Regions from separate parts of the Homo sapiens genome. Here region 1 is linked to region 2. The links are chromatin loops, found by intact Hi-C in ENCODE. Cell type or tissue: endothelial cell of umbilical vein. All regions are shown on one strand. Each heading gives the region's core, and the rest is flanking DNA. Links, peaks and the distances in the headings are about the cores only.

Region 1 (5,374 bases), core at 285-5,284, 130 kb before region 2:
GGTAATAGATATTGTGGTGGTTGTAGGAGTGGAGATGATAAGGGTGAAGGTGGTAGCAATAGTGGTAGAGGTCGTGGTGGTAGAAGTAGTGGTGGTAATGGTAGCAATGGTGGTGGTAGTGATAGTGATGGTGGTGAGGATGGGAAAGGCCAAGGTGGTGGTGGGAGTGGTGAGAATGGTGGTGATGGTAGTGATGATAAAGGGGTAGGTGGTGGTTGTGATGGTGGTGATGGTGGTGGTGGCTGTGATGGTGGTGATCACGGTGATGGTGGTGATGATAAAGGGGTAGGTGTTGGTGGTGATCACGGTGATGGTGGTGATGATAAAGGGGTAGGTGTTGGTGGTGATCACGGTGATGGTGGTGATGATAAAGGGGTAGGTGGTGGTGGTGATCATGGTGATGGTGGTGATGATAAAGGGGTAGGTGTTGGTGGTGATCACGGTGATGGTGGTGATGATAAAGGGGTAGGTGGTGGTGGTGATCATGGTGATGGTGGTGATGATAAAGGGGTAGGTGTTGGTGGTGATCACGGTGATGGTGGTGATGATAAAGGGGTAGGTGGTGGTGGTGATCATGGTGATGGTGGTGATGATAAAGGGGTAGGTGGTGGTGGTGATCACGGTGATGGTGGTGATGATAAAGGGGTAGGTGGTGATTGTGATAATGGTGATGACAGTGATGATAAAGGGGTAGGTGGTGATTGTGATGGTGGGTGATGGTGGTGATGATAAAGGGGTAGGCGGTGGTCTGACGATGGTGATGATGGTGGTGCTGATAAAGGGTAGGTGGTCGTTGTGATGATGGTGATGATGGTGATGATAAAGGGATGGGTAGTGGTTGTGATGGTGGTGATCACGATGATGGCGGTGATGATAAAGGGGTAGGTGGTGGCAGTGATGGTGGTGATCATGGTGATGGTGGTCATGATAAAGGGGTAGGTGGTGGTTGTAATGGTGATGATGATGGTGGTGATGAAAGATAAATGATGATGATGGTGATGAAAGATAAATGTTGATGGTGGTGATGATGGAAGTGATGATGATAGTGATGGTGATGGTGGTGAGGTTGGGGAAGGACAAGGTGGTGGTGGTGGTGGTAGTGATGGTAAAGGGGAAGGTGGTGGTTGTGATAGTGGTTGTGATGGTGGTGATGATGGTGGTGGTAATGGTGAAGGATAAGTGTTGATGGAGATGGTGGTAGTGATGATGGTAGTGATGAAAGATAAGTGTTGATAGTGGTGATAATGGAGGTGATGATGATGGTGGTGGAGGTGGTGGTGAACTCTATGGTTCAATTTCTCCCAGACCTTGGTCTGTAAACTAGATATCACTAACAGAAGGGCCATCCAGTGCCCAAGCTGATGAGGCTCACCTGGCCTGGGGGTTCAAGGTTTAGGACAAGACCAGCCAACCCTGCCGTGAAATTTTCCCATTTGAAAGATCGGAAAAGAACTGTGCAGCCTTCCACAAAATTGTGCTGAAGATGAAGTTAATCATCCAGGCCATATTTTTGCCAACTCCAGTCTAGGCCTTTGAACCTCCTCAAAAACCCCTTCTCTCAGGCTATCCCTGGTTCCCTGTGACCCCACACAGCTCCCCATATTCCACAACACCTGTAATGAGGTACCTGACCCAAGCCTGCCCTCCAGGGCAGGACCTCAGACTCTGACCCTCACTTTGTCCTCCTTTAAAACATGTCTATCCTAAGCCCATCCTCCTAGAGCTCAGAGCATATCTGAGTGACTGCTGAATTGCCTTACCATGTCAAACTGTCACTGATGTCAAAGCTATCCAGTCTAATTGAAAGGAATGGCCCTAGTAGTGGAATTTCACACACAATGACAGGTAGATGGACCGTGTGCTTTCAGAGTTTTCAATGAGGAAGAAAGTTTATTTTGAGTGCGTTAAAATCTCACTTTGTCAGCTTCTTGGAATCTAAATGACAGGTGCAAAAAAGAACATGTCAATGTGCTAGAGAAAGGAAGGACCATTCCAAGCACCGGACTGGGTGCCAGAAAGGTAACAACAGTGGGCTAAGACAGACATGGTCCCCACCCTCATGGAGAGGGTGGTCTAGAGCAAGGATCAGCAAACTACCCCCTGCGGGCCCAATCCAGCCCACTGCCTGGACTTGCAAATAAAGTTTTATTGGAACACAGCCACACTCATTCATCTACAGATTGCCCGCAGCTGCTTTCATGCTACAATGGCAAAGTTGAGTGGTGGTGACAAAGACCAAATGACCATAAGGCTACAAATATTTGCTCCCTGCCCTTTACAGAAACAGTTTACCCATCCTGGTCTAGAGGGGCAGCATATGTCAGACAAAGAACCCCACAAATGGTGTGGGGGTGCCCTCTGGCTGTAGAGAAACAGGCTGGAGAGGAACTTTTGATGGGAAGGCCCAGTCTGGCCATGGCACCAGAAATGCCCCAGCAGACCTTGGTCCGTGGACTGGCTATAGGGCCATCCCATGCTCAGACTGAGAAGGCCGGTGTGGCCCCAGGGTTCAGGGTTTAGGGCAGGGCCAACCATGGCTGCCATGAAATTTTCCCATTTGGGAAATTAGGAAAGATCTGTGTAGCATCTGACAAAATTGGATGGGAATGGGGCCAGCTGGGGAATCTCCACTCGGAGCCCCACCCACAACCAGCTGGCTGTGCCCATGGCTCCCAACAATAACTGGGATCTTGAAGTCCTCCAGCATGGCCACTCATAGGGGAAGACACTTGCCCAGGGTCACACTAGGAGACCAGGACAGAGCCCCAGGAGAATGCCGCCCTAGGAAAACCAGCATTCCTGACTCTCAACACAAATGCGAGCTCTGTGTCATACAGGAAAATGTCGTCAATCCACCTGCATCCTTCCCGGTGGGATAATTGTGCCTTGAATCAGCCTCTAAAAAGAATGTCTGACCTCAAGGAAAATCTATGGAGTGAGTCAGGGAAAGTCCGTAGAAAGTGGGGGCTACCTTTCAAGGGCTCGCCCAAGGGTTTCTAGCAGCAGGAAGAACGCCAGGCCTGCTGTCATTTGCCAACAGCATTCACTTGGCCCCTGGCATGGGGCTGGGTCTCCGAGGAACCACAAGGGGTCGTCACGCTGGGAAGAAACAAGGGTGCCTGGAAAAGACAAGGACAGGGCTCCAAGGATCACCTCCGGCTCCTGAGGATGTAATCTGAGGGAAGGAAGTCCCTGTTTATCAAGGTCAGAGCCTGGAGCCTTTGTTTACAGACCTGGCTGGACAATGGGAGCAAGTCCTGAGCCGCCTTCTGAACCCACAAATATGGGTTTTTGGCATTAAGATGTTATGTTTAAATACAGTGATCTTAGAAAACAGGGGTAGGGAGAGTGGAGGCTCCCAGAAACCCATAACCCTCATCTAATCATGAGAGAAACATCAGACAAATTCCAACAGAGGGGCATCCTGCAAAATACGTGACTCATACTCCTCAAACCTGTCGAGGTCATCAGAAACCAATGAAAGTCTAAGAAACTATCACAGCCATGAGGCACTTAAAGAAACATGACACCTCTGTGGAATGTAGTATCCAGTGTGGGATCCTGGAATAGAAAAAAGACATTAGGTAAAAAAAAACTAAGGAACTCTGCATAAACTATGCCCTCTGGTAAATAATAATGCATCCGTATTGGTCCATTAATTATAACAAATGCACCACATTCATGTAAGATGTTCATACTCCGGGAAAAAGAGGAGCAGGCATCTGGAAACTCTCTGCCCTAGTTTCTCAATTTTTCTGTAAATCTGGAACTGTTCTAAAAAATAAAGTCTAGGGAAGAAAAATTGAAGGGAAGGAAAACAGAAACTGGATATTCACATGAAATTGTATGCAGAACTCCAATCACACAGATCCAAGCTGATTTCCTCCCTCCATCCTCCCTGCCCTGGTGGGTCCTAACACACTCACCGAGAGCCCAGTTGGAAGGCCACCATCTTATCCTCACCTTGAGCAACTCACACAGGGCCCCAAACTGTCCCCTTCTCTTTGAGTCTCCACTGTCCTCGCAGGTCACAGGTTACAGAGCTGAGGCATGGCTTCTTGCCTCTAGTCCAGCTGTTCATCATGCATCCTGGCCACTGGGCCTTAGTACCTCCTCATGAACCCACCTGCCCCCTGCACGCCACAGCCTTGCTCCAAGATGCTTGTTGCTGCCCACCTCTCTCCCACCCTGCCCGACCAAGGGGGCAATCCTCACTCCCTGTCTCCACTTCCTCCCCTTCTAGAATCTTCCCTAGGCTGCATCATCTAACTTCCCACCCTATCAACCCCTGTCAGTGCCCTCACTGAGGGCTCCAATGACTGCACTGCTGCTAAACCCTGGGGACACTTTCCAGACCTCATGGGATGTGGCCATACCCTCTGGAATCTCCCTCTTCTTTCTTGAGACCCCAGCCTCTCTTGAGTTCTCTGGAGGAGTCCAGCCTTTTTTTTTTTTTTTTTTTTTTTTGAGTCTGAGTCTCGCTCTGTCACCCAGGCTGGAGTGCAGTGGCGTGATCTTGGCTCACTGCAACCTCTGCCTCCCAGGCTCAAATGATCCTCCTCCCTCAGCCTCCCAAGTAGCTGAGACTACAGCTGGGTGTGCCACCACACCCAGCTAATTTTTTTTTTTTGTATTTTTAATAGAGATGGGGTTTCACCATGTTGGCCAGGCTGGTCTCAAACTTCTGACCTCAAGTGATCCACCCACCTTGGACTCCCAAAGTGCTGGGATTACAGGCATGAGCCACCATGCCCCCCGAGTCCAGCCTTTCTAAAGAGTCCTCACCAGATGCCTTCACACAAAAGCCCTTGCTCTATTTGACTTTAAATAATGTGAGGCAGACTCAGTAGCTCATGCCTGTAATCCCAGCATTCTGAGAGGCCAAGGCAGGAGAATTGCTTGAGCCCAGGAGTTTGACAACAGCCTGGACAACATAGTGAGACCTCATCTCTACAAAAAAATACAAAAATTAGCCGAGCTTGGTGGTGCACACTTGTAGTCCCAGCTACTCCGGAGTACCTGTCTCAAAAAAAAAAAAAAAAAAAAGAGGCTGGGCGTGGTGGCTCACACCTGTAATCACAGCACTTTGGGAGGCCAAGGCAGGCAGATCACTTGAGGTCAGGAGTTTGAGACCAGCCTGGCCAACATGGTGAAACCCTGTCTCTACTAAAAATAGAAAAATTAGCCAGGCACGGTGGCACATGCCTATAATCCCAGCTACTCAGGAGGCTGAGGCAGAATAATCGCTTGAACCCAGGAGGCGGAGGTTGCAGTGAGCCAAGATCGTGCCACTGCACTCCAGCCTGGGCAACAGAGCTAAACTCAAAAAACAAACAAACAAACAAAAAAGCAATGTTGCACTTCCTCAGCATGC
Region 2 (5,374 bases), core at 132-5,131:
ACAGACACATCAATATCAGTCAGAAATGACACATGGCAGCAAGAGAAAGGAGGATTACTGTAAAAAGTAAACACAGGAACGCAGAGACATTAGTGGGCAGGGCAGACAGTTCCACACACCTCAGCATTCCTAAGGGCATCACTGTGTGACAGCCCAGACCAGACAATGACATTCCTTCTGATGACCTGAGTCACCAAACAAAGGTGAAATGAGGCTCTGTGTCATCCACGGAAGGAGGAAGGTCACATCAGAGGAACTACTATCCCAAATGGTGAAAACTGAGACCCGGGTCTAGAGTCTTCGCTGAAGATGCTGGATCAGTGACAACTGCCAGGTGTGATGGCACTGGCACAGACTGCCTTCCCTCGGGTCTGGCCAACTCACTCTGAGACTCAGCCCAGAAACAGGCACTGGGAGAGAGAGCACCAGCCTTCCCACCTTCCTTCTTCTAAGTTGTCAAACTCTAAAGGACTGTGCCCTCCCCTGTCTGCAAGGTGGCTGACATTCCCCGGGTCACTCCTCTTTCTAGAACAGTCTCGTACCCTGTAAGGGAGTCTTACTTACCAGAACAGGGGCTGCCATGGGGAAAAGGCTGCCTTTGATGAGCCACTCCTCATGGAGATGGTGAATTGCTTCCAGGTATTCCTGCCAGGGAAACACAAGCAGTCTGTCGGGAGTGGACAGAGCAGACCCCACCTACCAAGGGTGTCAAGCAGAGGGGGTCAAAGTAGTCAATGACCATGGGCAGTGACTCAGACAAAGGAACCCTGCAAGAGCAAACCTGGCTCAAGTGGACAGCGGCAGACGCAGCCACACACTCGGTGGCCAGGCTGAGCAAAACAGCACAAGTGTCACCAGCCACCCTGCTCTGCTCCACTGGGGGTTCGTGGGCACAAACACTGGCCCTTCCCCTGGCGCCTGAATCAAAGCCAAGGCAAAAGGCAGGACCCCCTCCCCCTCCCCCTCTCCCTCTCCCCTTTGCACGGTTTCCCTCTGATGCCCAGCCGAGGCTGGACTGTACTGCCGCCAACTCGACTCACTGCAACCTCCCTGCCTGATTCTCCTGCCTCAGCCTGCCAAGTGCCTGGGATTGCAGGCGCGCACCGCCATGCCTGACTGGTTTTCGTATTTTTTGGTGGAGACGGGGTTTCGCTGTGTTGGCCGGGCTGGTCTCCAGCTCCTAACCGCGAGTGATCCGCCAGCCTCGGCCTCCCGAGGTGCCGGGATTGCAGACGGAGTCTGGTTCACTCAGTGCTCAATGTTGCCCAGGCTGGAGTGCAGTGGCGTGATCTCGGCTCGCTACAACCTCCACCTCCCAGCCGCCTGCCTTGGCCTCCCAAAGTGCCGAGATTGCAGCCTCTGCCCGGCTGCCACCCCGTCTAGGAAGTGAGGAGTGTCTCTGCCTGGCCGCCCATCGTCTAGGATGTGAGGACCCCTCTGCCCGGCCGCTCAGTCTGGGAAGTGAGGAGCCCCTCTGCCCGGCCACCACCCCGTCTGGGAGGTGTACCCAATAGCTCATTGAGAACGGGCCATGATGACGATGGCGGTTTTGTCTAATAGAAAAGGGGGAAATGTGGGGAAAAGAAAGATCAGATTGTTACTGTGTCTGTGTAGAAAGAAGTAGACATAGGAGACTCCATTTTGTTCTGTACTAAGAAAAATTCTTCTGCCTTGGGATGCTGTTAGTCTATAACCTTACCCCCAACCCCGTGCTCTCTGAAACGTGTGCTGTGTCCACTAAGGGTTAAATGGATTAAGGGCGATGCAAGATGTGCTTTGTTAAACAGATGCTTGAAGGTAGCATACTCATTAAGAGTCATCACCATTCCCTAATCTCAAGTACCCAGGGACACAAACACTGCGGAAGGCGGCAGGGCCCTCTGCCTAGGAAAACCAGAGACCTTTGTTCACATGTTTATCTGCTGACCTTCCCTCCACTATTGTCCTATGACCCTGCCAAATCCCCCTCTCCGAGAAACACCCAAGAATGATCAATAAATACTAAAAAAAAAAAAAAAGGCAGGACCCACACCTGGCTTCTCCCATTTACTGCCACTTTTGCAGCAGCAGGGCCTCAGTTCCTTCAGGCAGGGGCCCAGCCCTGGGCAGCCTCTAAACCCTCCGCTCTGTCTTGCCACCAAGAGGACTGTGACCCTCACCCATTGCCCTTCTACCCCCTCAACAACTCGTAACCTATAGACCCTCCAGACTATAAAGACCACCAACTGCAGAAAGCCTGATGCAGCGGAGCCCAAGGGAAAAGGGGCACAGGCCCTCCTGAGCCATGGGGCCTGCATGCCAGGCAGAGCAGATACTCGTGCTCTCCCAGGCACAGAGTGGGATGGCTCCTCACACAGATTCCACTCGCCATCCCAGAGGCTCGCGTGTCAACTCTGCAGCAGCCTTTACATCTCCTGCCCAGCTCTCCCTTGGCAATAGGAGCCAGATGTGTCCCATGGACCTGGTCAAACCCTTAAGACAATGGCTTGGATCACGGCTTGGACGGCCCCCAGGCTTGGGGAGCATCTGGGTCACTGCACAGAGCTGCTGTGCGCATCACAGCATGGTCCAGCCTGGCCCCATTCCACCACATTCCATCTTCCTAGCATTCTTGTCTCCAAGATTTCAAAGGAGCTGCCCAGAGTGACGCCTGGGCCCTCGTGGCAGGAATGCATCGTGCTGGCACCAAGGAAAAACAAGGCTGAGCAGGATTTCAGGAGTTGGATAGGCTTCCCAGGGCCCCCAGTCCAGCCTATCCTGAGCTCAGAGCCCCTGACACCCCACTGAATGCTTGCCCAGCCTCTGTCTCCCTCCAGTGGCAGCTTCTCACATGGGACATTCAGTTCAATACTAACTGAGCAACTACTAGGCACCAGGCCCCAAGGCACATGCAGAGGACACGGAGGGAATAAGACCCAATCTTAAAAAGCTCACATTAGTGAGGGATGGGGAACAAAGGTATAAACAAATAGTGTCAGTATGCTGTCCTAAGGCCCATGATCACAGAAAGCCAGGGGGTGGGTTTGGGGGGGGTTACAATGGAAGGAAGGTCAGGGGTGGCTTCCTGGAGGAGGTGACATCTGAGTAACACTTTAAAGACAAAGGAAACGACTGTGCAAAGGCACATTTGCATAACTCCACTGTGTATGTGGTTGTTTGTGTGTGGCCACAACTAGTTCCTTATAGCCAGAGCATAGAAAGTAGGGAATGGAGGATGATAACGCCAGAGAGGCAGTTGGGGCCGGGTCATAAGCCGTATTACAAAGTGGGGACTGCATTCTAGCCAGCAGCAAGGCACTGAAAGGTTCTGGGCTGGGAAATTGCACGAGTGGTGATGAGTATTGGAAATATCAGCCGGGCGGCAGCCTGGAGGCCAGATTTTGAAGGGAGATGCAAGGAGGGAAGGGCCAGGGCGAGATGCACAGCCCGGGCCTATACTGGCAGAGTCCCCATGAGAGTCAGTGTGGCCTGAGCAGAACTCAGAAGGGCATGGCATCTCTCCAGTGGGCAAACACCACTAAGCATGAGCACCGCCTCCGTGCCGGGCACTGTGCTAAGCACTAGGGATGCAGCAGTGAACAAGAGGGCTGGGTCCTGCCCTCCTGGAACTCGCATTCTAGGGAGGACACAGAGAGCACAAGGCCAGGCAATCTTCAGGAGGCAGAACAGACAAGCCCTGGTGCTGCCAAGATGGGGAGGGGCAGGTGGGGAGGGGAGGGGAACGCCTCCAAGCAGGAGGGTTGCCAAACTGTGAGTCAGCGACCACAGGAAGCCAAGCAGATCTGGACATCCACGTGGGTCTCTGGCCAAACAGGAAGTCAGAGTTCACCCTCTGATACACTTGGTTCCTGTTCTCTCTCTGCAAACAAGGGCACAATGATCTCATGGGGGTGGGGCCGGGAGAGGAAGCCGGGTTGGACAGAGGTGGTTTCCCAGTTTGTCTTTAACCAAGTCAAAGAGGCCTCTTACCAGCGGAATGACCTTCTCCTCTTCCCTGCATCTCTTCTTTAACCTCTGGTAACAAGTCTCAGGATTGGTCCGAAGGTAAACTGAGGTTAAAAGAATACGTGGCTCTCAGGACTCTGCTCATGGCTTGGAAGCAAAGCAGGCACACAGGCAAAGGCGGGAGGAAGGTCTGCACAGCTCGAGCAGGAAGCAGGGAGGGCCAGCTCTTGGCTTGACCACTGACCCTCCGCCTCGACTTTCATTCTCTTTCAGTGTCAGCGGCCCCGTGGGGTCGTTTTGAGGCTGAATGGGATTCTGTTCATAGACAGAGCTCAAAACAGGCCTCACACCCAGCAGGTCTCAGTGAATGTTCAGGCTCTGTCCTTCCTGTTCCTTTGCAAACTAGAAAAACCCATCAGATCACAGTGGATTTGGGTCTGAAAGTAGCTGAGCCAGGGAGGGAAGTTTAAAGAACAAAGGCCAGGGTTCTTCTCCATGAGAGACCAGAAGTCCCGAATTCTGTCTGCCCTCAGGGAGAAAGCTGAACTCCCATGGGGAAGGAACTGCCAAGGGCAAGTGCCTCACCCACTGCCCCCAAGGGTTGGGGCCCAGCCAAGCACATCCTCAAGGGACCCAGGAGAGAGACAAGAGAGGGAGGTGGGAGGGGTGCATCTCACCTATCAAATCAACAGACACGTCCATGTTCCTCAAGATCCAGTCAAACCATTCCGACAGAACTACATAGTCCACTTCTGGCATCTTCCCACTGCAATGAGAGTTGTAAGGGCTTATTCACCTAAGAGAAAACTTCTGGGCTATGCAATTCCCCCAAAAGGATCTTGAGACGGCTCTCAATGAAAGGAGTCACCAAGGGTACCAGGGCACAGTGTGATCCGTGCAATACTGGACATGCAGTGACAAGGACCCTAAGCATTCCCGACCTCCTGCTGCCTGGGAGCGGCTTATGGCACAATGCTGCAAGGGCCATGGCACGGAGTGATGGGAGAATTCACTTGGGATTGGAACTCTAAGCAGAGAAAGGGACTTTAAAGCTTGTACCCTGAGAACAGAGACAGTGCTCAGGTTAGGCAATGAATCAGCAAACCAATTTCACTTCTAGAAATTTATTTTGTGGACCAGGGTGGTGGCTTATGCCTGTAATCCCAGCACTTTGGGAGGGTGAGGTGGGAGGATCACTTGAGGCCAGAAGTTCAAGATCTGCCTGGGCAACATGGAAAGACCCCCATCTCTACAAAAACTACAAAAAAATTAACTAGGGGTGGTGGCGCATGCCTATGGTCCTAGCTACTCGGGAAACTGAGGCAGGTGGATCACTTGAGCCCAGGGGTTTAAGGCTGTAGTGGGTCATGATCATGCCACTGCACTCCAGCCTGGGCAACAGAGTGAGACCCCTGACTCAAACAAAACA

The links. A loop is a pair of places that touch in the nucleus more often than their neighbours do. Peaks named below come from ENCODE experiments on the same cell type or tissue, not always from the same donor. Only the 100,000 strongest peaks of a DNase experiment are listed, where the experiment ranks them.
Region 1: it touches region 2 in a loop (7-fold over the local background); 1 of 110 quality-filtered maps calls a loop at or near these places.

Annotation. Positions count from the first base shown.
Region 1 is chr16:66,379,636-66,385,009 of GRCh38, forward strand. The region is part of intron 2 of CDH5 (cadherin 5); the gene reads left to right. Among named protein-coding and RNA genes, the nearest start is that of CDH5, 16 kb to the left of the region's middle. RefSeq lists enhancers at 1-466, 3,564-4,088. In endothelial cell of umbilical vein, for the core only: a CTCF peak has its summit at 3,085 (motif pointing right); DNase peaks (open chromatin) are centred at 2,306, 2,826 and 3,446; H3K27ac peaks cover 3,851 bases.
Region 2 is chr16:66,513,167-66,518,540 of GRCh38, forward strand. It overlaps TK2 (thymidine kinase 2), which reads right to left. Exons shown (of 10, transcript NM_004614.5): 7 at 4,623-4,711; 8 at 3,970-4,049; 9 at 565-645. Among named protein-coding and RNA genes, the nearest start is that of TK2, 34 kb to the right of the region's middle. RefSeq lists an enhancer at 1-63. In endothelial cell of umbilical vein, for the core only: a CTCF peak has its summit at 2,775 (motif pointing left); DNase peaks (open chromatin) are centred at 2,825, 3,135 and 3,775; H3K27ac peaks cover 3,407 bases.